Regions from separate parts of the Mus musculus genome. Here all the other regions are linked to region 2. Evidence: chromatin loops called from intact Hi-C (ENCODE). Cell type or tissue: left cerebral cortex. All regions are shown on one strand. Region 1 holds the start of Tas2r118 (taste receptor, type 2, member 118). Region 2 has its middle 100 kb from the start of Iqub. Region 3 overlaps Iqub (IQ motif and ubiquitin domain containing).

Region 1 (8,000 bases), 450 kb before region 2:
GATTATTCCCCAGATAAAATCTCAATGAGGCAGGCATGCTCTGTTACATTTTAAGTTCTGCTTCTAAATTTTAGGAAGAAAATGACTATTCTTATTACTTAGGGAGATCAGGTTGAGGAAGGGAAACTGAAGAAAAATGAGGCTGAGATAAGGCCAGAATGGACACATTTCAGGATGAAGGGGCGCAGGGAAGTTTCTACTTAAATTCAAGCCATGTGATCTAAAGTGTGTAGCAGGAAAATTCATTGAGAGTGAAGAGGGCAGAAAATAGCACCATATAACACTCTAGTAATGTTTATTAGGCATCAGAAGGAGCTATCCCGCAGAGGTCCAGTGAGTGGTACTGCTTTTCAAGTTCTTCATCTTGTTGTTGAGATGTCCTCATTATGATAAAAAAGCTGTCTGATCAATCAGTGCAAAGAACAAACATCAGTCCCAAGATCCTAAGCCTGGGCACAAAATCTGGAGGTTCATCCTTGCACCTTGTGCTGTTTTTCTTGTATTTATTCTTAATAGAATACAGAAAAAAAACTTTTTTGGGCATTGTTCAAATCTTTTTTTTTGTAATTAGATATTTTCTTTATTTACATTTCAAATGTTATCCCCTTTCCTAGTTTCCCCTCCAAAAATCCCCTATCCCCTCCCAACCTCCCCCTGCTGTCCAATCCACCTACGCCCACTCCTGCTCCTGGCAGTCCCCTATACTGGGGCATAGAGCCTTCACAGGAACTAGGGCCTCTTTTCCCATTGGTGACCAACTAGGCCATCCTCTGCTATATATACAGCTAGAGCCACAAGTTCCACCATGTGTTTTCTTTGATTGGTGGTATAGTTCCAAGGAGCTCTGGGGGTACTGGTTAGTTCATATTGATGTTCCTCCTATGGGGCTTCAGATGCCTTCAGCTCCCTGGGTACTTTCTCTAGCTCCTTCATTGGGGACCTTGTGCTCCATCTAATGGATGATTGTGAGCATCCACTTTTGTATTTGCCAGGCACTGGCAGAGCCCCTCAGGAGACAATTATATTTTTCACTCATGGCTACTTATGTGCCTGGATACAGCCTCCATCAGGATTTCAATGTGTGAACCATGGTGACTATGGTAATAGAAAACAAAGGTTGTCTGAAAGGGGCCCTTGGTTTAGATCCTGAGGAGTGATATTATCTTGGGATAATTTTAAGTAGGATCTAACATGCAACAAAGGTAACCATCAGCAAAGGAAGTGAACAAACGTGTGAAGAAAGTAAAACCTGGTGAAATTGAAGTGACCTGAGTTTAATGAGTAGAGGAAATGCTGGGAAGACTTAATGTCATTCAAATGAGAAGACTGAATGTTCCCCTCCTCAAGGTGTAACTGGCCAAACATAGACCTAGCTTAAATGTGTGCCACCTTTTTGTTTGGCTGTGAAATTTTTTAATTTTCCTGTTTCTTTTTAAGACCTACCCACTTCTTTTTCAGTATAGCATAAACTGTGCTTTGATAGAAATCCTGAATTTGATTGAAGAAACCTTGAGCCATCCATCTTGTGGATAATTCTTAGATTGTTGCAGTTAGGGAAGAGGTAGGGAGGAAAGCAGATTTCTTGATTCATATCAGAAGACCACCTTCTTTCCAAGTTCTTTGAGTGAGCCTCATTCAAACCCTCAAGTACTGATGGTGGTGATGTGCCAACGAGTTCAGAAATAACTACCTACACAGCCTATCTTTAGCCTTAGGAGTGAAAGCTTGTGAAATTTATCTTTCTTCTAATTTTAAACTTAAATCTGAAGAGTCACTTTCCCTTGTAAATATGTAAGTGATTATTCTCAGTCATTTTGACTACCTTGGCTGTAATTCAGTTCTGTCTAACATAGTTTTAAAATAAATGCTCATTTACTTATTTATTGTGAAAAAGAATACACATTTAAAGTCAAATGTGAAGAATGGATCTCCAAAGAATGTATACAATCCAATTGATGAATAGCCTGACATTTTAATATACATATGATCAAAAATATCAACTTAGTGAAACTTGGCATTGAAATTGTTTATCCAATGATTGCCATTAAAGCTAGCCAATTCACACTCAGGATCAATATTGGAAGTTTTATTAAAATAGAGGAAACTGTCTCAGAGATGTGTTGTCCTGAGTTTGGGGGCTTTGGCAAGTGAATGATAAGTTCCTCAGATTCTCTCTAATATACATTTCTGAAAAGAAGTGAAATTGTAAAATATTAAAACTATGGTTAATAGTTACAATTATATTATAAATATTTTATTGCTAAAATACTTTTAATAGCATCTTTCTTGGTATACTTTTAATATCATCCCTCTTTGTCTATTTCCTACCCCTACCCCCAGTCTGTCCCTCTTTGTCTCCTTTTAAAGTAACAAAACATTTGAAAATCACATCACCATAATTTACAATAGAAATTAAAGTTCATATGAAAAAAATCCACCTAAAATTTAAACATGAGCATCAGAATGGCATGAGAATAAAACCCTAGGGTAAGAATTTTCTACTAGGGTTGGAAAGATTCTGTGTGAAGCCTTAGATTTCATGATGCTCCATCAGGATTCTGATGTATGAGACATGGTCACTACAGTGGCAGAGAACTAAGGTAATCTGCAAGGGGCCCTTGGCTTAGCTCCTGAGAAGTGGGATTATGTTAAAATAATTCTAAGCAGGATCTAAATATAATGCAGAGTACTTGGCACTAAACCTTCGGGGGAAATGTCAGGACATTCTATAGTTCATCAACTTTTGTACTTATTATACCAAACTTAATGATTAGGCTAAACTCACAAAAAAAAAAAAACCTCAAAATATTCTAATTCTAAACATTTTTTATAACTGCCTTTCTCAACTACAGATAATATTATAAATTTCATGGGTCTATGAAAATGTTTTTATGCTAAGGTTTTTAAGATTATCAACCTAAACATTATTCTCATACCCAATTAAAAATTAATTTTTTTCACCTATTTTAGTCTGATTAAGAAGTTGAGAGCTTGCAAGGGAGATAGATGAGATGGTTGCTAATTGGCCTACCACATCTTTTTCTTTCTTCTGTTTCCAAATGATCATCAAATTGAAGGCAGTAGGAGAAAGTAAAGAGGTGTCTTGCTTGGTGGAGTTTTTAGGTGCCCTCTGTATAGGAGGTAGTGGAAATGCAGGCTATTTCCTGTTCTTTAGAACACAAGGGCCTTTTCTACCTTTACTATTCCCTGGGAAGGAAGAGAGAAGCAGCTTTTTTCTTAATGTGTGTCTACGTGGATCTGCTATGAAACATCCCAGCCCCATCGGGGCTTCTCCAAAGCAAAAATGGTCAGAGATGTTCTGACAGATCAGCATCATCAGCCACACATCAACATCAACATCAACACATCATCAGCAACTTGATCTTGTCAAAGAGCACATGCTGATCACACTGCTATCTATCTTTGCCTTCCCAGTAGGGTACAATAGATTGATAGCATAGGAAATCATAATATTTCATAACATTTACTTAATTCTAAATTCCAGAATTCAGAGTTGTTACCCATCTTATTGTAATTTAATTTCTGTGCACAGAAAACTATTACAAAGGCACACTTTAAGATAAAGGTAGAATTTGACAATGTGACAAAATTCTCACTGATACCACATCGTGTAGTAGAAAGAGGAATAATTCTGAGGGGCTAAAGCCTGTGGTAGACTTGACATTCATGTGTAAGCAGCAATAGGGGTAGGCCTAGAAAGGCAGTGCCTTTTAAAAGGGCACGCTGAATAGGAAAGGCAAAACCTGGCAAAAGTGAGGAGAGTGATTCCCAGGCCTGGAGGCCGCTTATGCAAATATCCTGTGCATGGGTATTGACATTCAGGAAATAGTGAGGAGATAAGTAAACCTCATGCAAACACTGAGGTTTACATTGTAGATTATTGGGAGTTACGAATTGGCAGGTGTATCAGAGACTAGTGATGGACTCTCTTGACTACCAGGAGGAGTCAAATGATGCAAATGAACCTATGCACCCTACTTCACCCTACTTAGTAGGAGTGTGGGTAAAGGAGAAAGATTTTTATCTAGCAAATAAAATCTGGGTGAGTCTAACTACGAATAGACTCTATGATAAGTGTTATTAGGAATTCACCATTGCTGCCTGCCCCCACTGTATCTAAGTCACTCACCAAGACCAGGGGGCACTGCATAAAGGGCAAATATTTACTTTCAAGCTACTAATAATTTGATGTGTACAAAGTGAATGATACTTGCAGGTGCCAGTCTGCAATGCTCACGGGGTTTTTTCCTTATTCCACTGCTGCTGCCAATGGGTTTCTAAACGTTTGTGCCCAACACTTAGAAACATACCTTTCTCAATTCCAGTAAGCACAACACACTCACTGCGAAAGCAGAGTGAGCCAAAGATACAATAAAGTTGTGAAAACTGAACAACAGAAACACATGAGCCTCTTAGTGCCAAGCTAACGGAAGATTTGCTTTGTTCTTGGTCACATTCTCTCTATTGCTTTTCTGTTAGCATCTCCCTTTTTATCTTTTTTTTTCTAGATTAAAACCCTTTGGTCCCTTAAGAAAACACCCCTTTGTTTGCTATCCATTTTCATTGGTTTTAGAGTGAGAAATAGTCATCAGTATGGATTTAACATTCTTACTTCTGTTTTCCAGCTGGGTTGCTTGGGTGATCTTGACTTGTCCTTTGAAATGAGATAATGGATGGAAGATTTCCTTGGGAACTTGTGGGTGTCACAGATATATAGGACAAGCATCGTTTCTGTTTCTATTTTTTTTTCAGACTTCCTCATCCTTCAGCTGTTCTTAACACTCCAACCTCATGCATGTCATGGATAAGTTTTCCATTGCACTTTTTTAAAAAAGGAAAATAGTGAGAACACTAAAAATACTCCCTAGTTTCTGGAATAGTATCTCTGTGTGTGGTGGTGGGGGCGAGGGGGTTCTTTTTGCTCATTCTCTATTTATATACTTGTAAAGAGAACAGTCCTTCCTTCTAGCTATCTGAGATTTTGGAACATGCAAAGACCCTTCTGTATATAGATACAAATAACAAAGGTATAATCCAAGCTTCCCTGGCTCTTGCTCAACCCACTCTGAAAGGATCCCAAACTCTTACAACCTAACTCCTAACAAGCTTACAAACCACTCCTTGGAGACCTTGGCCACATGGTTAAGATTTATTTTGCTCAGCATCCCTTCAGGTGAGACTCTGCTCAGCATTACCAAATATACCAGTTTTCCATCCCACCTTTAGCTGTAGCTGAGCCAGTGTAGCCTGGGAGATATCCACACTGCATGGAACACATCCTTCTTCAAGTAGGGCAGCATGTTTTTTTTTTCTTTCTTTCCTATGCAGTATCAGGGATACTGCTGAGAAAAACTGAATGGAAGTTTTGGAAGTGATCTTTTAGGCTTTACTTACATTCATGCTCTCAGCATCAAATATGGACTCAACATGGAAAATATGTCAGAGTGACACACTCAAGAGAAAAAGAATATCCATTTCTTTCTAGGCACCAAAATTTGCTTTCACAACCAGCCATGAGTTACCCATAACCATGTCTTCATTGGATGGTTTGCTTTCAGGAGTAGAATCAGTCTTCTGAAAGAAGAGCCAGAAGTTCGGTTCATCAACTATGTCCACCATGTATAAAAGTTGGAAAATTGTGTTCCCTACCTTGTCACTAGAACACAGAAAGAGATATGACTGTGTTTAGCAGAAATACATTGAAAGTGTCTGGGATAGATTAAGAAATAAGTATCCAGAGTTAGCTATTAATGAGATATTTGGTTGTTAGAGAATCAGTCAAAAGAAAGAGATGAAGAGAAAATATGTAATGGAGAGGTAAGACCAGACCCCTTTGCCTAAAGGCAAAGATCTGAAACTTGTTAGGGGAAGTTTAAAGCAATGCATATTGAACAATGATGTCTAATGGGTGATTTCAAAATGGATTTTTCTGTGGTTCCTATAGTCTTACCCAACTTGGCAAAATTTTGGATTGTTATAAGCGCAGAACAATAAGGTACAGAAAATGTAGGTTGACATCACTCCTGCGTTGTTAAGATGGATTCTTGATTCTCTTGTGTTATATAGGGCAATAAATAAACAAATTGAACGAAGTAGTTACAAATTAAAATAGCAAATGTTACAGAATGTTTGCTCTAAGTCACAGCACAATTAAATCAAGTATCCAGGCAATGACTGTTGTCAGTTTTTGCCCACTGAAATCATTGATATTTAGGGATATCATGGATGAGACCAGAGTGGGTAAATGATATTCTGGGGAAGAATACAATGTCTTGGTCAATGAAATAAAGAAGAGTTAACTTTCTACTAGACTTATAAAGGAACAAAGGGCCAGTATTTGGAGAGAGCAAGGTTGTTTGTATGTGTGTGTGTGTGTGTGTGTGTGTGTATAAATCACTGCATAAAAGTCTAGAAGCAGCAGAATAGGTTGTGGGCAATGGTAAGACATTTTCCTTCTTAAACTCAAGGTAGGAAGGGGGAATTAATGGCTTAATATATGGTGAGCATTAAGTGAGCAGACAATAAATTCCTGACAGGAAGGGGGATTTATATGAATTTGTGAGGCAATCAACAATGTGAGAATGATTTTGACTGTAATATATAGAACACCCCATGTTTACTATTACAGTGGTGGCAAAAGCTAAGCAGAGTTGGTGTGATCATGAGAAAAATCAAAACCAACCTGGGGACTATGGATAGGACAGGAAGAGAATGGGTCAGAATACAGGGAAGACTGGTGATGATGTATAGATGCAGCCATTTGTGGATGTGAAAAGGGATGAAGTTTGTGTTCAAGTTTGCATTACACTATAGGGACTGTGCCAATGCAAAGTCTCCTTACCCTAGAGGCTTAACTGTGTTTCCTGCCTCAGGAAGGCTCTGGGCTCCAGAACTGCAGCTTCAGTGCCTTTTTCAATGCAGGGTTGCTCATCATCAGTGAAGTGAAGTGAATACAGACTAAACCATAGATGACAGCTTCGCAGACCCAGAACCAAGATTTCTTATCAAACACAGTGCCAATAAAGGAGATGACTATAGTCAGAAAATAGGATGTGAAGAAGGTGAAGAAGGTAGCAAGAGACTTCAGAACAGTGAACTGAGCTTTCAGGCTGGAGTTGCTGCTGCTGTAGTGTTTCATCTGCACCCAGTGTTGGACCAATGAGACTGTGAGTAAGATGATAGAAGCCAGGAACACGAAGAAAGGAATACCAAAGCCAATCATTTTTAAAGGATTAGAAAAATACCATTCAAACTGTTGTAGTCTTAGAATCAAAGAATTGTTCTTGGGTAAATTATCTAGGGTGACTAATTCCATCTGGATGTGATATTTAACAACAGAAGGGATGATTGACAAACAAGAAGCTATCAGAGCACCCAGTATCAACCAGAGAACCAGTTTCAAGATTTTCATCCTCAGCCAGAGGAAGATGGGGTGAGTGAAGGAAGAGACCTTGACACAGTAGAGGACAGCAAGCCAACTGGTTAACCAGAATGTCAAAATGTTCATGAACTCCCAGACGACTGATACCTTCCAAAATAAAAGGACAGGCCTAGAATAAGTACCAAAGTTGTATAGCATTGATGTCCACTGTAGACAGAAATGTGAGATGCCCAGGCTGATGAGAATCGTCTCCACCGGTGACAGTCTTTGAAAGTGCATCCACTCTCTGAATAGCACTGCAACCGTTGTGCAACTTTGCACAATTATTACTAAGGACTCAAGCACATACATGATGATGGAGAAGATGGTGACTTGCGTTGGCACCATGCTTCCACTCTGAAGTCTCTTCCTAGCCAAAGACTCAACAGCTCTATACCACTTTCCGAATATGAAACGGACATGTGTTCTTAGCACTCTCAGTATAAGAGGGCACTTCTTTGTGGATGCAAATCCTCCTTACACACATTTGACATAGACATTTCCCTATCTACAGCATTTGTCTGTGCTTTGCTTGTTAGGTCAAATTCACACAGGGATA
Region 2 (8,000 bases):
AGGTGCTTCTCTGCCATTCGGTATTCCTCAGGTGAGAATTCTTTGTTCAGTTCTGAGCCCCATTTTTTAATGGGGTTGTTTGATTTTCTGAACTCCACCTTCTTGAGTTCTTTATATATGTTGGATATTAGTCCCCTATCTGATTTAGGATAGGTAAAGATCCTTTCCCAATCTGTTGGTGGTCTCTTTGTCTTATTGACGGTGTCTTTTGCCTTGCAGAAACTTTGGAGTTTCATTAGGTCCCATTTGTCAATTCTCGATCTTACAGCACAAGCCATTGCTGTTCTGTTCAGGAATTTTTCCCCTGTGCCCATACCTTCAAGGCTTTTCCCCACTTTCTCCTCTATAAGTTTCAGTGTCTCTGGTTTTATGTGAAGTTCTTTGATCCATTTAGATTTGACCTTAGTACAAGGAGATAAGTATGGATCGATTCGCATTCTTCTACATGATAACAACCAGTTGTGCCAGCACCATTTGTTGAAAATGCTGTCTTTCTTCCACTGGATGGTTTTAGCTCCCTTGTCGAAGATCAAGTGACCATAGGTGTGTGGGTTCATTTCTGGGTCTTCAATTCTATTCCATTGGTCTACTTGTCTGTCTCTATACCAGTACCATGCAGTTTTTACCACAATTGCTCTGTAGTAAAGCTTTAGGTCAGGCATGGTGATTCCACCAGAGGTTCTTTTATCCTTGAGAAGAGTTTTTGCTATCCTAGGTTTTTTGTTATTCCAGATGAATTTGCAAATTGCTCCTTCTAATTCGTTGAAGAATTGAGTTGGAATTTTGATGGGGATTGCATTGAATCTGTAGATTGCTTTTGGCAAGATAGCCATTTTTACAATGTTGATCCTGCCAATCCATGAGCATGGGAGATCTTTCCATCTTCTGAGATCTTCTTTAATTTCTTTCTTCAGAGACTTGAAGTTTTTATCATACAGATCTTTCACTTCCTTAGTTAGAGTCACGCCGAGATATTTTATATTATTTGTGACTATTGAGAAGGGTGTTGTTTCCCTAATTTCTTTCTCAGCCTGTTTATTCTTTGTGTAGAGAAAGGCCATTGACTTGTTTGAGTTAATTTTATATCCAGCTACTTCACCGAAGCTGTTTATCAGGTTTAGGAGTTCTCTGGTGGAATTTTTAGGGTCACTTATATATACTATCATATCATCTGCAAAAAGTGATATTTTGACTTCCTCCTTTCCAATTTGTATCCCCTTGATCTCCTTTTGTTGTCGAATTGCTCTGGCTAATACTTCAAGTACTATGTTGAAAAGGTAGGGAGAAAGTGGGCAGCCTTGTCTAGTCCCTGATTTTAGTGGGATTGCTTCCAGCTTCTCTCCATTTACTTTGATGTTGGCTACTGGTTTGCTGTAGATTGAAAGCAATACAAAGATTTCTAAAGCTTATTTCTTGTAGGATCAGCTAGCAGTACCACCCTTCCCGATATAATTGCTTAGGCAACTAAGTAATTTTTATTTAATATGAAACATAATGGTGTTTCCCATATACAAAGTAATATTACCATTATTTAAATAATGGTGATTTTTAAAAATTACTTTTATTAGGTATTTTCTTCATTTACATTTCAAATACTATCCCAAAAGTTCACCATACCCTCCCCCCCCAACTCCCCTACCCACCCACTCCCACTTCTTGGCCCTGGTGTTCCCCTAGTACTGAGGCATATAAAGTTTGCAAGACCAAGGGGCCTCTCTTCCCAATTATGGCCAACTAGGCCATCTTCTGCTACATATGCAGCTAGAGACACGAGCTCTGGGGGTACTGGTTAGTTCATAATGTTGTTGCACCTACAGGGTTGCAGATCTCTTTAGCTCCTTGGATACTTTCTCTAGCTCCTCCATTGGGGGCCCTGTGATCCATCCAATAGCTGACTGTGAGCATCCACTTCTGTGTTTGCCAGGCACCGGCATAGTCTCACAAGAGACAGCTATATCAGGGTCCTTTCAGCAAAATCTTGCTGGCGTATGCAATGGTGTCTATGTTTGGAGGCTGATTATGGGATGGATCCCCGGGTGATTTTTAAAAATCAATACATGAAACTATTTAGATCATTTGCTAGTAAGATTCAACCCAATGTCACTGGGTTGGTTTGGTTTTGTTGTTTTTAAGAATAGGCGGCATCTATAAGTATTACACAAATAAGGAAAATACCTCAGTTCTACACTGGTTACCTAAGAGGGCACCAAAATCTACAGTGGCTCTCCTTCCAGAACACCTCCATCCACTAGGGACTCTACCTCTTATGAGGATGTAGGGTTCCCTATCACACATTTAACCTTCCCTTCTAGCCTACCCCTCCATTCCTTTGTGATGCCTGCTTACTAGCAGAACCATGTCTCTCAGTGACCCCCGAGGCCACACTTGACTGAGACTCAGGTGAGTGCATTGCTTACCTTCGTCAGAGAAGCTTTCAGAGACCACAGCTGGACCAGAGGCTTTGGAGCACCCAGCCCAAAAGTCTTTATCATACCCCTACTCAAGGCTCAGGGACACATGTACAAGAGGAGGCAGGAAGAGCTTTAAGAACCAGGATGTGATGGATAACTCCAAGGAAATAGTGTTTCACACACCTACAACAGAACTGACACATAAATGAACTCACGAAGACTGTAACAGCACACATAAGACCTTCACAGGAAATCCCAACACTGAGAAGAGAAGGTGTATACTAAGTCCCTTCTCTAATAACATTGCTATTCATAATTGCTACCCACTGGGAAAGGAAAAGTCAATTTTCTCTGATGGTGTGCACGGGTACATTAACTACACTCTAAGGTGGGCCTCATACCCAGGAACAGCTGTCCATCACAAAATAGACTTCATGTTTTGCTTTGTTGTAGGTTTGGGTTATTGGGGGTTGGGGGAGTCTTGGTTTTTTTGTTTGTTTTTGGGTCTTATTATTTTTTGTTTATGTTGAAAGATAGAGTATAAAGTTGGGTAGCTGGGTGGTGGGAAGGATTTGGGAGGAACTGGGAGAAGAAAAAAGAATATGATCAAAATATATTTATGAAAAGGAATTTTAATTAAAAGAAGAAAATCGATAATGGAGAGGATACAAACAAGAACAAAATGATAAAGTCTAAGACAAGCACGCGAGGCTCGTCTGGCATGCATGGCATTTTAAAGGGAATTGTTTTCCAACATTTAAACCTGAAAAAAAATGTAATAAATATATGCTGCTTGGTCTACCCTGGGCAAGCTGGAAGTCTCCCCCTCCCCCACCAAGCTACCAAAGAAATTGCCTCTTGAATTTCATGCCAGCCCCACTGTCCCCTGGCACCTCGGGTGAGTTTGGTCACACTGATCAGTGCTCATGAGCTGTTGCTATTTTTTTTTTTTATTCTGTCTGCCTGGGACAGTGATACACTCACTCCCAGTGTGGTTTAGGATCATGCTTGCCCTGCAAACAGTCTCCACCTGCAAGTTCACCTTCAAACCACCCAAGTGAAGATGCAACGGAATGACGAAACCATGGGGTTGGAGGGGCAGAGCCTTTTGCATCAGATCCTCAAGATCAAGAGATTCCAAATTTTTATGCTCAAATACAGCCTCAAGGAATGTTGAAAACTTTGGTTCACTGAACATTTCTATACAGAAATCCAGTTTTTGCCCTAGTTTTTAAGCAGTGGAGAGGATGTGAGTTCTCAAATGTCAGTCTACCTCCTGGCTTGAGTCCCCCCTCCCCCGGTATATTGGTTAGTTTTCTATTAATATATGATAAATTCTGTCTTGGTGATAAAGCTGTATGGATTTTTACACTGTCATCTACTGAATGGCACTGTCCCATCCCTCTGAAGCTGAACAGTCATTGTCCCCAGGTTCCCATCTGAAGTCATTTACCACTAGTCCTTACTATGTATTCTTCTTCCACAGAACAGAAACACCTGAAGAGTCATAAGTACAAAAACTGAATTACAAAGCAAGAACAATTACATCTCACCTATGGCAAACAGTATCAATTATCATCTGATAGACATTTGTCCTTTCTCCTATGGTAGAGAACTGCCAACTTTAGTGGGACACTCCATCCGTCAGAATAAAGTTTATACTTCTCATGCCTCCTTAAATCTGCCTTCTCCAGATAGCTAGGTTCTAGTCCAAGAAAAAATGAGGAAGTGTTGCCGAACAACAACAACAGATCTCACAAGGTAGCATCTATAACTCCTCTCCCTCTACCGCTTCAGCTGAATCTTTGACATGATTCACCTCTTGCCTCTGTAGCTGCCATCTTGGGCCACTGGGACAAGAGTCACACTGGGCAGAGCCCTTGTCCTAAAGGATGCCTTAGGGCTCATCTACCATTCTGATCCTCAACTATTCCCTTAGCCTTCAAACCTCTCTCTCTCTCTCATTGAAGACACTGTATTTCATTTTATTTAGGTTCTTGTTTAATTGTAGTTGTTTCTAATTATAGCTGTTATTCCAGCTGTGCTTGGAGTAATATTAATTTGAATAATATAACATCATCACTTGAAGTTATTAAGTGACAAGTTATTGAAAATTCCTTGGGAGCAGCCTACACCATGCTCATAAGGGAGAAAGATAGGATGACAAAGAATCTTAAGTACATAAAGAGAGGAAGAGAAATAATCTTTAGCTGCATCCCTTGGAGATAATCTTAACATTTTCCACACTTACTAAGCTATCTCTGTGCCTGTATGTGCCAAGATTAACTCGGTGTTACTGTTGTTACCCCCACCTACAGAGCAACATACAATGAGAGCAAAATGACTTTTCCAGATTGTAGCCTTTGTTCAGAATTTTCAATATTGTTTTCCCAAAAGGTAAAATGAGGCTGTCCTATAACTTTAAGCTTGGTAACAGAAATAAAACAAAACAAAAACAGAACAAACAAACAAAACAAAACAAAAAGAAAGAGAGAAAAAAAAGAAAGAAAAATTGGCTTCTACTCTTGTTTTATCACACATGTCCTCCTTCCATGGAAATACAATTTTGGCTCCACTGGGAATTAAAATTTATAAATTCATCTTCACAAATAAACTGAAATAAAAATAAGCAGATCTTCCATTATCCGAGCTTATTATAGGCGCTCTGTGATCCATATGTTGATTCTAAAGATATTTCTCAAAAGCCAGACCGTACATAAATTTCCACTGCAGCATTTCTCTCTTCCTGCTGCAGAGCTTTAAAATTCAAATGCAAACAGACCATCCTTAAATTATCTCGCCTTGTGAGTGACATCCTCCATTACGGCCTAAATTTACCTCCTGCCCACATAGATGCAGTGTCCACGGTCACTGCTGTGAATTTTAATAACTGCAATGAAGAATAGTGAAATGGAGGTTTGAGAAATTACTTCTGTGGAAAAGACTTTGCCTCACGTCACGTTAGATATTCTTTCTGAACAGTCAGCCTCGGAGGAGGATATTTACCGAAGAGCCGACTGTGACTTGGTGTTCACATAAGAACAATGTCCCGCCAGCCACCTGCTTTGCCCCTTGAGATGAGGCAGAAACCTGTGACACCTTCAAGATGATAAAGCTGGACCGGGTTGGGGGGGGGGGGGCTAGAATCCGGTGCTGTGTTCTACCCAGTGTCAAGAAAGGTCAAATGAATCATAAACATATCTATAGAAATGAGGGGAAGAACCATGCGGAAAAAGCTAACAGTGAGTAATGAGGAGAGAGCTGTGCTACCATGAGCAATCGGCAGAAGAGAAAAAGACGCTGGGAACCGCAGCTTGGATGGGACCAGGCAAAGAATGGACCCAGGTACCCTGCTTCTCCTGGATGAGAGAGGAGAGGCAGAATTTACTGGGAAGTGTAGCTCTAGAAATGTTTAGAGGTGTATGGTGTGCCAGCAGCACAATATCCCTTCTAGTCTTCTCTCTCTGCCTTTTGACTGAGGTCCTAACCAGCCTTGGCAGACTCCATCCCTGAACCTCCTGCCTCACCTGTTTAAGCATCCCTTATTTCTAGCCTTATAAAGTCACATAGAAGGAGATCTGTAAACTTACGGCTCTTTTCCTGGTTCTTTTTCTTAAATATGCTTAGGAAAAGGTAAATCTATCATTATTTATTCATTTGTTACTTCCTAGAAATTTCTGGTTTCCTCCTTTCCCTGTCACCCTCCGTTAGTGTTTCCATACTGCATTTGCAGTTTTCTGGACCTTGAAGTTTCTTATGTAGGGGCATTCATATACAGAAAAATGGTGGTGGTTCACGCAACTTAAGCTATTCCAGGATTCTATTCCCCACTCCAAAAGGCAATAAGTAGGGCTAAAACACACGGTCAGGATTGATATATATATTTTAAAGTCCCTTTGGTGATTCTAATGGACACCTTACTTGGGAGGAACTAGATCAAGAGAAAGTTACAGTTCATCATAATATTCTCACCAGTCTCCGTGAGCCCCTACGAGCCCAGGCTAGCTGAATCTGTGGGCCGTGCAGTGTCATTGGTTGTCATTCTTCTTCTTCTTCTTCTTCTTCTTCTTCTTCTTCTTCTTCTTCTTCTTCTTCTTCTTCTTCTTCTTCTTCTTCTTCTTCTTCTTCTTCTTTTTTATTCTATGTGTATTAGTATTGTTTTCTCTCAATAAATAAAATGATATATACATCCTTCTCGTTTTTTCTGTCTATCTCTATCTATTTATTTTTTCCATGTCTCCTCTGGCTGCACTTTGGATTTGCAAGCTAAAAATCTCTTCTTTACTCAAGAGTAACTAAGGACCAGCAACAATATAGAAAAAAAGACAACATGAAATCTTCTACCAGGGAATGCATGACCCAGAGATGGGGGAAAGAGCAAACAGGGAGAGTTTCAAAAGCTGTAAGATGCCTGTGATTTAAAAGGCATCAACTTCCTATCCCTGTAAAGTACTCTTGCATTCTTTCCTAGTATCACGTGACTCTCTTTTTTTCTCTTATCATAATATTCCCTATTCTATGATATCCTTAGCCATTAGGAATCTCACTGTAAGAAATTTCTCCTAGAGAAACAACTTCCACAATTAAAAAAAAAAAAGAATAGATAAACAAATGTTTTTTTAAAAAACTGAGTAAGAGTAAATTGTTAAGATTATTGTTGAGAAATATCCTCTGAAGAGTAAGAAAAGTAGTTTAATGCCACTGTAAATAGTTTTCCTCTATCTTCCATGAATGTGAGGCAAGAACGATAAAAGTGGATATTCCTGGAGCTTACTAGGGTGATCTAACGTTATATATATTATAGAGTAGTGTTTCTCTCTTCATAGTTTAATCCCAATGCCCTTATACTAACAGCAAATTGCTCAGGAGAGTGAAAGAGAAGAAAACAGATAAAATACACATAAAGGCAAAAAAAAAAAAAGAACTTTAAAAAGTAGTGTATTTCTCTTGCCATTTTTCTCAGCTTTCATATTCAGAAAGCACAGTTAGCTAGAACAGGGAGAACCACCGAAGAGTGAAAGAGAGAGATACATGCCCATCATTCTAACTATACCAAAAACTTGCGGGGCGGGGGGGGGATTTAATGTGAAAACATAAATTTAATAAAATTAAAACGTGCTAATACAATTAAATTCATTAGACAAAACCATTATATATATATGTATATATATATACATATACATATATATTACACACATGTATGTGTGTGTGTCTGTGTTATTTATATGGCAAATTCATCCTTTCATTTATCCTCTTATTTCATCTTATGAAGTGTTTATTCCTTCCCATACTCTAGTAAAAATACATAAAAATGCTAGTACCCGCTGAATGAACAGTTTAGAGTGCATGCATTTCTTTTGCTTTAGAGTATTCATGGAAAATAAGTATGACTTTTATTAAAGTTAATAGAATTCTTTCTGACTTTTCATACATAATTCTTTGTAATTATTCCCAAAAGCTAAACATCAACCCAGTATACGCAAATGCAGTGATTTAGTTGACACTGTGCCTTTTATCATGCTTTTTGCATTGTAAACAAATGGTTCTTTTAACTACTTATGCAATGTATTATTGAAAAGCAGCTAATAG
Region 3 (8,000 bases), 55 kb after region 2:
CCTGATTTCAAGTTGTACTACAGAGCAATAGAAATAAAAACTACATATTAATACAGAAACAAATAGGTTGGTCAATGGAATAGAATCAAAGATCCAGAAATAAACCCACACACCTATGGACACTTGAATTTTGACAAAGAGACCAAAACCATACAATGGAAAAAAGAAAGCAACTTCAACAAGTGGTGCTGGTCTAACTGGCTGTCTGCATGTAGAATAATGAAAATAGACCCATATTTATCATCCTCCACAAAAGTCAAGTTCACGTGGATCAAGGACCTCAACATAAAATCAGATACACTGAATCTAATAGAAGAGAAAGAGGGAGAAATTTCCTGAAGAGAACACCAATGGCTCAGGCTCTAAGGTCAACAATTGATAAAAGTGACTTCATGAAACTCAAATGCTTGGTAAGGCAAAGCATGTCATCAATAGGACAAAATGGCAGCATAGAGCATAGAAAAATATCTTCACCAACCTTACATCTAACAGAGGGCTAAAATCCAAAATATATAAAGAACTAGAGAAGTTAGACACCAACAAGCCAAATAACTCAATTAAAAAGTGTGATACAGAGTTAGTCAGAGAATTCTCAACAGAGGAACCTTGAAACACTTAAAGAAATGCTCAACAACCTTCATCATTTGGGAAATGCAAATCAAACTATCTCTGAGGTTCCATCTTACACCAATCAGAAAAGGCTTAAATAAAAGCCTCAAGCACATGCTAGCTAGGATTTAGACACAGCATCCAAGCTAAGGGAAAGGGAGCCAAAGGAGGCTGCAGAGTCATAGATAGCCCCTGCTTCAGTTGCCATGGGCCCCACATGAAGACCAAGCAGCACATGTGCCACGCATTTGCATTGAGCCTAGGCCCATCCTGTGCATGCTTCTTGGAGGTTCAGTCTCTGTGAGCCCCTATGGGCACAGGTTAGTTGATTCTGTAGGTTTTCTTATGTGTCCTTGATCTCTCTGTCTCCTCCCTTCCCCCAATACTTCCCTCTCTTCTTCTACAAGACTCCCTGGGCTCTACCCAACACTTGCTTGTGGGTCTCTGATCTGCCTTCATTAGCTGCTGGGCAAAGCCTCCCTGAGGACAGTTATGCTAAAGGTCCTGTCTGCAAGCAGAGCAGAATATCTTTAATAGTGTCAGGGGTTGGTGGCTGTTGATTGCTGTTGGTCTCGGTTTGTTAAGTGTTGTGCACAAAGAAGAAACAACTAGAAGAATTAATTAGATATCCTGACGGTAAAGATCAAACTTGCCCCCAAGGAACATGATGACCCTAATCATCAAGATGTAGTCTAAAGATGTCACCCTTTTTTCTCTATTCTTTCTTCTCTCCTCTCTAATGTTAGGGAGTTGAAGGGTAGAAGAGTAGAGAAGGGTGGGGGTGGGGGGAAGAACTCACAAAGCAGACAAAGTGCAACTACAGTGTCCATCTGAGCATGATGCCACAAGTCTAATAATTCCAACATTTGGGAGGTGGAGACAGGAGAGACAAGAGTTCGAGTCCAGTTTCTGCATAGTGAGTTGGAGACCAGCCTGAGCTACATGAAGATTCTCTCAAAACCACAAGAACTGTATCTGGGCACAGCATAGATAAGACCATTTTGGGGGTTGTCATTACTCTCTAAACAAGTCAGTACAGCAATAAATTATTTGCACAGTATTTGTAATGGATTTTGTGTTTAAAAGAAAAGAAAGTCACCTAGAGCTAAGAATCTAGCTCAGTGGTAGAGTGCTTACCTAGAAAGCATATAGCCTAGCTTCAGTCCCCAGTTCTTTACAAAGAAAAAGGGAATGTGCAGACAAAAAAAAAATCTGCACAGGGATGTAAATACATTGGAAGCCAATATAGTGTCCTTTTATACACGACTGGAGCAACACTGGAACTAGTATCCGCAGGCTCTGGGCACCAATCTGTTGTACATATGAGGGACGACTGCCTTAGCAGCACTGTGATCACTACCACACAGGTGTCACCAAAAGTTCTCATTCTCCATTAACAAATGTGGCATAGCACCCAGCCTAGTGTACATCCTGAATTGAGGGGTGAAAGGTGGGGTACCTTTGCCCTAACGCTCATCAAAGAATTCCCAGGATAACAGGTCAGAAACACAGTACAGGGTCTGGGCTGTGTGATGAATGCAGAGCCAGGGTGGCTTTACGTTTTGTTTTCAGTACATCCTGACCACAGCCTCCCCTCCTTCCACTCCTCCCAGTCCTCCCACCCCCACTTCCCCTCTTCCCTCTTCCTCCTCCCCCTCCTCATCCTCATCTTCCATTTCCCTTTACAAAGAGCAGGCCTCCCAGGGACATCCACTGAACATAGCATAACAAGATACAATAAGACACAGCACAAACCCTCAAATCAAGGCTGGGCTGGGCAACCCAGTAGCCACAGACACCAACTAAGTAGGGAAGACTCTTACAGGCTCACAAACACTGAAGCAGCATAGGTCAGAGCTAGGTCCCCTCCATATATGATATGGTTGTTAGCTTGATGTTTCTGTGGGACTCTTAACAGTGGGAATGTGGGCATCTCTGATTCTTTCATCTGCTCTTGGGAGCCTTTCCTTACAGAATGGCTTTTAAGGATAGCCCGCTGTGCTTAGCACTAATATGTCTCCTCCTATCAAGACTTTAAGAGCAGAGGATTCAGCTAGATATCTCTCAGGAATAGCTAACTATTTTGTTTTCTCTTTTACTTTAGAGTAAAAAAGCTGCTTTGTTTCTTTGCCTGATTACAGTCCTTCAGAAACAAGCCTATGTTGATCACAATTACTGGTTTTTCAGATATTGGATGTTTTTTGTGGGCTAATTAGTCATTGCTTTGGGGTCCTTGTATCCTGATTTATGCCATAATTGCAACCATTTAAATCTTAGATGTGGTTTAATTTTCAATTTAAGTGGAATTCTCTGTGTGTTTGAGCAAATTATTAGAAATTCGTAATGATACCACACTGCATTTAGAATGACAGTTTATAAAGAAGATTTTTAGTTAACGGCATCAATTTACCTCCATTGTTTGCATGTTAGACTGAAAAATGCAAGGTCACCCCTTACAATTATGTTTGATACTTTTTCAAAACAACAGTATCATTAAAGTTATAGACAAAAGAAAAGTTGCTTACAGCTAGTAACCTCTAGTAGAAGCTTCAGATTCTTAGTTTAAATTTTGATCTGGCAAATACTGTAGGACTAACACTGGTTTATAATGTCAGATCAGAAACAGGGCAATAGGTAACATTAGTTAGAGAGCTGATAGGCTAGAGTTGAGCTGGCTGAAGAGCTATAAAAAATAAAACGGGTTAGTAATAAGATACGTTATTTGTTATCACTTACACATAATGCAACTGAAAGAGTCTTACATTGAGTATTTTGCTCAACTACAATGCTTGTTTCAATGCTCATTTCTAAAGATTTAAAGAATAATTAGGATAGATTTCATACTGTAATATCCTCTAGCCTAACTAATAGCTTAATCTCCATATGCTAATTTCCACAGCAGGGTTCTATAAAATACAATTTCTTTTCTACCACTTGTAAGGACAGCATCTTTTACTCTGCAGGCTGGTAACCTATTTCATTTGTAATAATCCTTCTAACAACACGTTTCTGAAATGTCTGCTTTATCTAATTTATTGGATGTTGGCAGTCGGTGCACTGTGTAATTCCACTTCCAAATGAGTGCTTATCATGCTCACTGGCTTTTATGGTTCTATTGGATACAAGATGCTATAGCAGTGTTTTAGGCTCTTTCAAATGTACGTCCAAACCCTGCTGACATTTTAAATCTGAACTCCATCTTTACATTTCCCAAGAAATATTCTCTAGTACTATAGCTGGGACCCATAGCATTGCTCCCATTTAAAATCCTTTTACAGTTGTAAACGCCCAAACGTGTGCACACACATGGGCACATGAGCACACAGGTCTTGTATCTGTAATTCAGCAACCTAAGTCAAAGGAAGTTGGATCTCAACAATGTTAGGCTTTCAAATTTTATTTTCCTGAAAGGTTATAAAGGGTAAATTTCACATGTAATTGTGTATATTTCACAGGGTCTACAGTGCTCATCCATTCATCTAACAAATATTTACTGTATCTACTATACATTAGATATACTGTATAGTGGGCCCTGCATAAACAAAAGGCCATCTTGATGGCAAAAGTGTTCAAGTCTCATGGGCTATAAAGGTAAAAAAATAACTCATTGAAATAGATGGTGAGCATGCTTGATGCTTCAGACAGACAGTGAAGGTGGCGCTGTCTATCAAGCACTTGACTTGACTCCTCAGAAGAAAGCTTTGCCTACGATGAAACTAAGAGAATAAACAGGAGTTAGCCAGATTCAAGAGAACTGAATGATATAATCACATAATCCTACATAGGAAGTTCCAGTTTCCAAGAGCTGGCACAAAGAAGATATATATAAATCTGTTCAGCAAAGCTGTTTTTATCTTTGGCTGTCCTTCTGCCAACACTGATAACTTCATCTTCAAGTACAGGCTTCTTTGATTTCAGGCAGGCCTTAAGGGTTTTTTTTTTTTTTTTTTTACCTCCTCTGATGAGGGAAAATGTCAACTTTGCTTATTTCCCTTCCCCAGTTCCTTTTTCTTTGAATGCTTTGGCTATAATAAGAGATGTACAACAATCATGGTCTTAAATGGCTTCAGAAATGGTAGCGTAATAAATTCCACTTAGCTGCCAACAAATGAGGCAGCAGAGGCTGTGGAGCAGAGCAACTGAAGAACAGCAGGACAGACTGGAGGGTGGGGAGATGACAAAGGCTTCCAAAGCAGCAGGCCTCCCCAGGAGAAGAAAAAATGGCTGCACTGGGAGAATAGCTCTTTTCTTCTTCCTGAATTAATTCTCAGGTCCCCAAGGGTACAAATGAAGCATAAAGTTAGGCCCCCCAAAAGCCATTGGGTAGTGATCAACTTTTCTTTTATACAGCAACAGGGTTTTATTCATCCACAATGACCCCCTGTTAAATGCACAGCTCAGAGAGAGAGAGAGAGAGAGAGAGAGAGAGAGAGAGAGAGAGAGAGAGAGAGAGAGAGAGAGAGATAGGCAGATGCATTTTCTATCCCATTAGCTAGCTGTTGGCCACCAGAGCATGGAGAAAGCATGTACACAGCACAGCTCACAGAAATTGCAGGTTTCTTAAGCTTGTGACTGTGAGAAATGATGTATGAAAAAAAAAGGGGGGGAGGACAGGGATGAACAGCCTCAACTCTAGGGATGAGCTCTTGCAGAAATGCAAATGATGTCTTTATATAGTTTGCTAAAATGCACCCCAAACATTAAAACCAGAAGGCAACTGCTGACCTTCCGTTTAGATGTCATAACCTGAATTCCCTTAAGTCAGTATACCTGCCAGTTCTAAATGTTTGATAACCTTCAGAAGTCAATGTTAAATTACAAGTTAATTAATGTTTTCAAAAATCCTCAGAGTGAACTTTTTTATCATTATTAAGAATTAGAACTTGAGACTATGCTGGGGCCTAACAAACACAGAAGTGGGTGCTCACAGTCAGCTATTGGATGGAACACAGGGCCCCCAATGGAGGAGCTAGAGAAAGTACCCAAGGAGCTGAAGGGATCTGCAATCCTATAGGTGGAACAACAATATGAACTAACCAATACCACCCCCACCCCCGAGCTCATGTCTCTAGCTGCATATGAATCAGAAGATGGCCTAGTCGGCCATCAGTGGAAAGAGAGGCCCCTTGCTTGGTCTTGCAAACTTTATATGCCTCAGTACAGGGGAACACCAGGGCCAAGAAGTGGGAGTGGGTGGGTAGGGGAGTGGGGGGCAAGGGTCTGGGGGACTTTTGGGAGAGCATTGGAAATGTAAATGGAATAAATACCCAATTAAAAAAAAGAATTAGAACTGTAGGGACCATTTGTTCAATTTCTAGATTTCCCCAACAAAAACATGTCCGTCACTATTCAGAGAAATCATATGTTCAGTATAAGATTTTTAAAGAATGTGGTTTCAATAAATCCCACAGCTGGAGTAAATGAGCTTAAACTGAAACTAAATATAGATGTTTATTCTCCTAAGTTATTCCTAAATGATAACAAAAGTAAAATATTGCTTTAAATATCTGTCTACTTTACAGTGCTGCTGCTGATAAATGTAGCATTGTGACTCTGCTTGTTTGTTAAATTTAGCATCTAAGATAAAGTGACTGTGACCTTTGCTGTGACCTTGACTGTGACCTTGACTGACTTTTGGGATTAACTATAAGCTGTTTTATCAGCAATCTAAAGAGTCCTGTACAACATTGCGTTGCTTCAACATTTAGGGAATGAACTGCAAGTCCTTGATGTTAGTGACGAGGGCCGGCATGAGCAGGAGCACGAACAGAATGGACAGACATGCCTAGCATAAGTAATTCCTACTAAAGCCTCAGTCATCCACCTTTTTATCTAGATATTTAGTACAGCTTTGTATAAAAAAACATACTTTAGAGGACCCTGCATTAGAGTGGTGACAAGGTTGTCAGCTTGACTAGTTCAGAATACAAGAACACTAAGTCCGTTGTTGCTCTGCTTTCTCCTGACCTTACAACTTTACACACACACACACACTCACACACTTACACATACATACACACATACACACACACACACACACACACACACACACACACTCACACACTTACACATACATACACACACACACACACACTCACACACACACACTCACACACACACACAAGCACTTGGTATTTAATGTTTTATTTTCTTAATAGTAAAGTCAAATGAACACCCTCCCTGCCTTCCAGCTGTCTCCTCAGTCTACTTCATTGCCCCAGCCTTACCACCATGCCCCTGTTACAGGGCAGATCTCTGCACATTCCGAGTCCTTCAAGGCCTTGGATTCCACTCCTTATGAAGTATTTAGAATTCAAAACCAGATCTTCCTCATAGAAATTCTCTTTAACAATATCTCTCCATCTCATCTTTACTTTGGATGACACTCATGTAAGAATTTTCTTAGCATGTCATACTTCATTGAGAAAGGATGATGATATCGATCAACTCTAGAGTCAGTTTCATATTTGGGCTTTGCTCCATTGATGGACTCTACACATATATAATTTCCAACACTGCTTACAGGCATGGAAAACCACAGCTCCTAGACATAAAGCAGGTGCAAGATGAGCACCTTGTGGAGACTATAAATTCAGTTCAAATTATGACTGTGAAAAATACTGTCCTAGTTGTTATCCTATTGCTGTGAAGAGATACTGTGGCCAAGGTAACGCTTATAAAAGCGAGCATGTCATTGTAGGTTTACTTAGTTTCCGAGGTTTCAGTCCATCATCACTATGGTTGGCAGTGTGGGAGCAGGCATGAAAGGCATGATGCTGGAAAAGTATCTGAGAGCTATCCTGATCTTCAAGCAGAGAGGCAGAGAGACTGGGCCTAGCATGGGCTTTTTTAAACCCAAAGCCCATGACACACTTTCTCCAATGAGGTCATACATCCTAATCTTTCTAATCATATCAAAGAGTTCCACTCCCTGATGACTAGACATCCAAATATTTGAGCCTATGGGACCATTGTTATCCAAACTACCCCAAATAAGTCTTTTCTAGAACGATACTATTTGAGAATTTTAACAATGGCAGTTACATGACTTGTTCTATATTTGGATTATGAAATCCATACCATTATTGTCTGTCCATATTTTCCTGTCTTCCTTCATAAACAAGCATTGATAATCTTTGTAAGGAATGTGTAAGGGTATGAGGACTTAGAGATAAAACATATCTCTCACCTTAACAATATCATGATTGGCCAGATGTGTATGCTCCACAAGCAGAGGCAATTGGATGTCTGTGACTTTGAGGTCAGCCTGGTCTACACAATGAAGTGCAAGGTCATCCCAAGGCTACATAGTAAGTCCCTGTCTTAAAAGAAAAATCTCAAAAGTCTATCACAAGCTACACATTTTGAAGGGCTATCCTAACCTGTTTCTT

What was found. Hi-C counts contacts between places; a loop is a spot of excess contacts. Peaks named below come from ENCODE experiments on the same cell type or tissue, not always from the same donor. Only the 100,000 strongest peaks of a DNase experiment are listed, where the experiment ranks them.
Region 1: a loop joins it to region 2, with 4 times the contacts of the local background. A loop is called at or near these places in 2 of 42 quality-filtered maps.
Region 3: it touches region 2 in a loop (1.9-fold over the local background); 4 of 42 quality-filtered maps call a loop at or near these places.

The regions. Positions count from the first base shown.
Region 1 is chr6:23,962,272-23,970,271 of GRCm38, forward strand. It overlaps Tas2r118 (taste receptor, type 2, member 118), which reads right to left and starts at 7,789. Exons shown (of 1, transcript NM_207022.1): 1 at 6,890-7,789. The coding sequence starts at 7,789. The coding sequence ends at 6,890. In left cerebral cortex, no CTCF peak of the experiment used is centred here; DNase peaks (open chromatin) are centred at 987, 1,648 and 4,961; H3K27ac peaks cover 1,230 bases.
Region 2 is chr6:24,411,013-24,419,012 of GRCm38, forward strand. No RefSeq gene overlaps it. Among named protein-coding and RNA genes, the nearest start is that of Iqub, 100 kb to the right of the region's middle. In left cerebral cortex, no CTCF peak of the experiment used is centred here; DNase peaks (open chromatin) are centred at 4,703, 5,245 and 5,670; H3K4me3 peaks cover 321 bases; H3K27ac peaks cover 2,249 bases.
Region 3 is chr6:24,465,896-24,473,895 of GRCm38, forward strand. The region is part of intron 8 of Iqub (IQ motif and ubiquitin domain containing); the gene reads right to left. Among named protein-coding and RNA genes, the nearest start is that of Iqub, 45 kb to the right of the region's middle. In left cerebral cortex, no CTCF peak of the experiment used is centred here; DNase peaks (open chromatin) are centred at 4,472, 4,733 and 5,173; H3K27ac peaks cover 1,852 bases.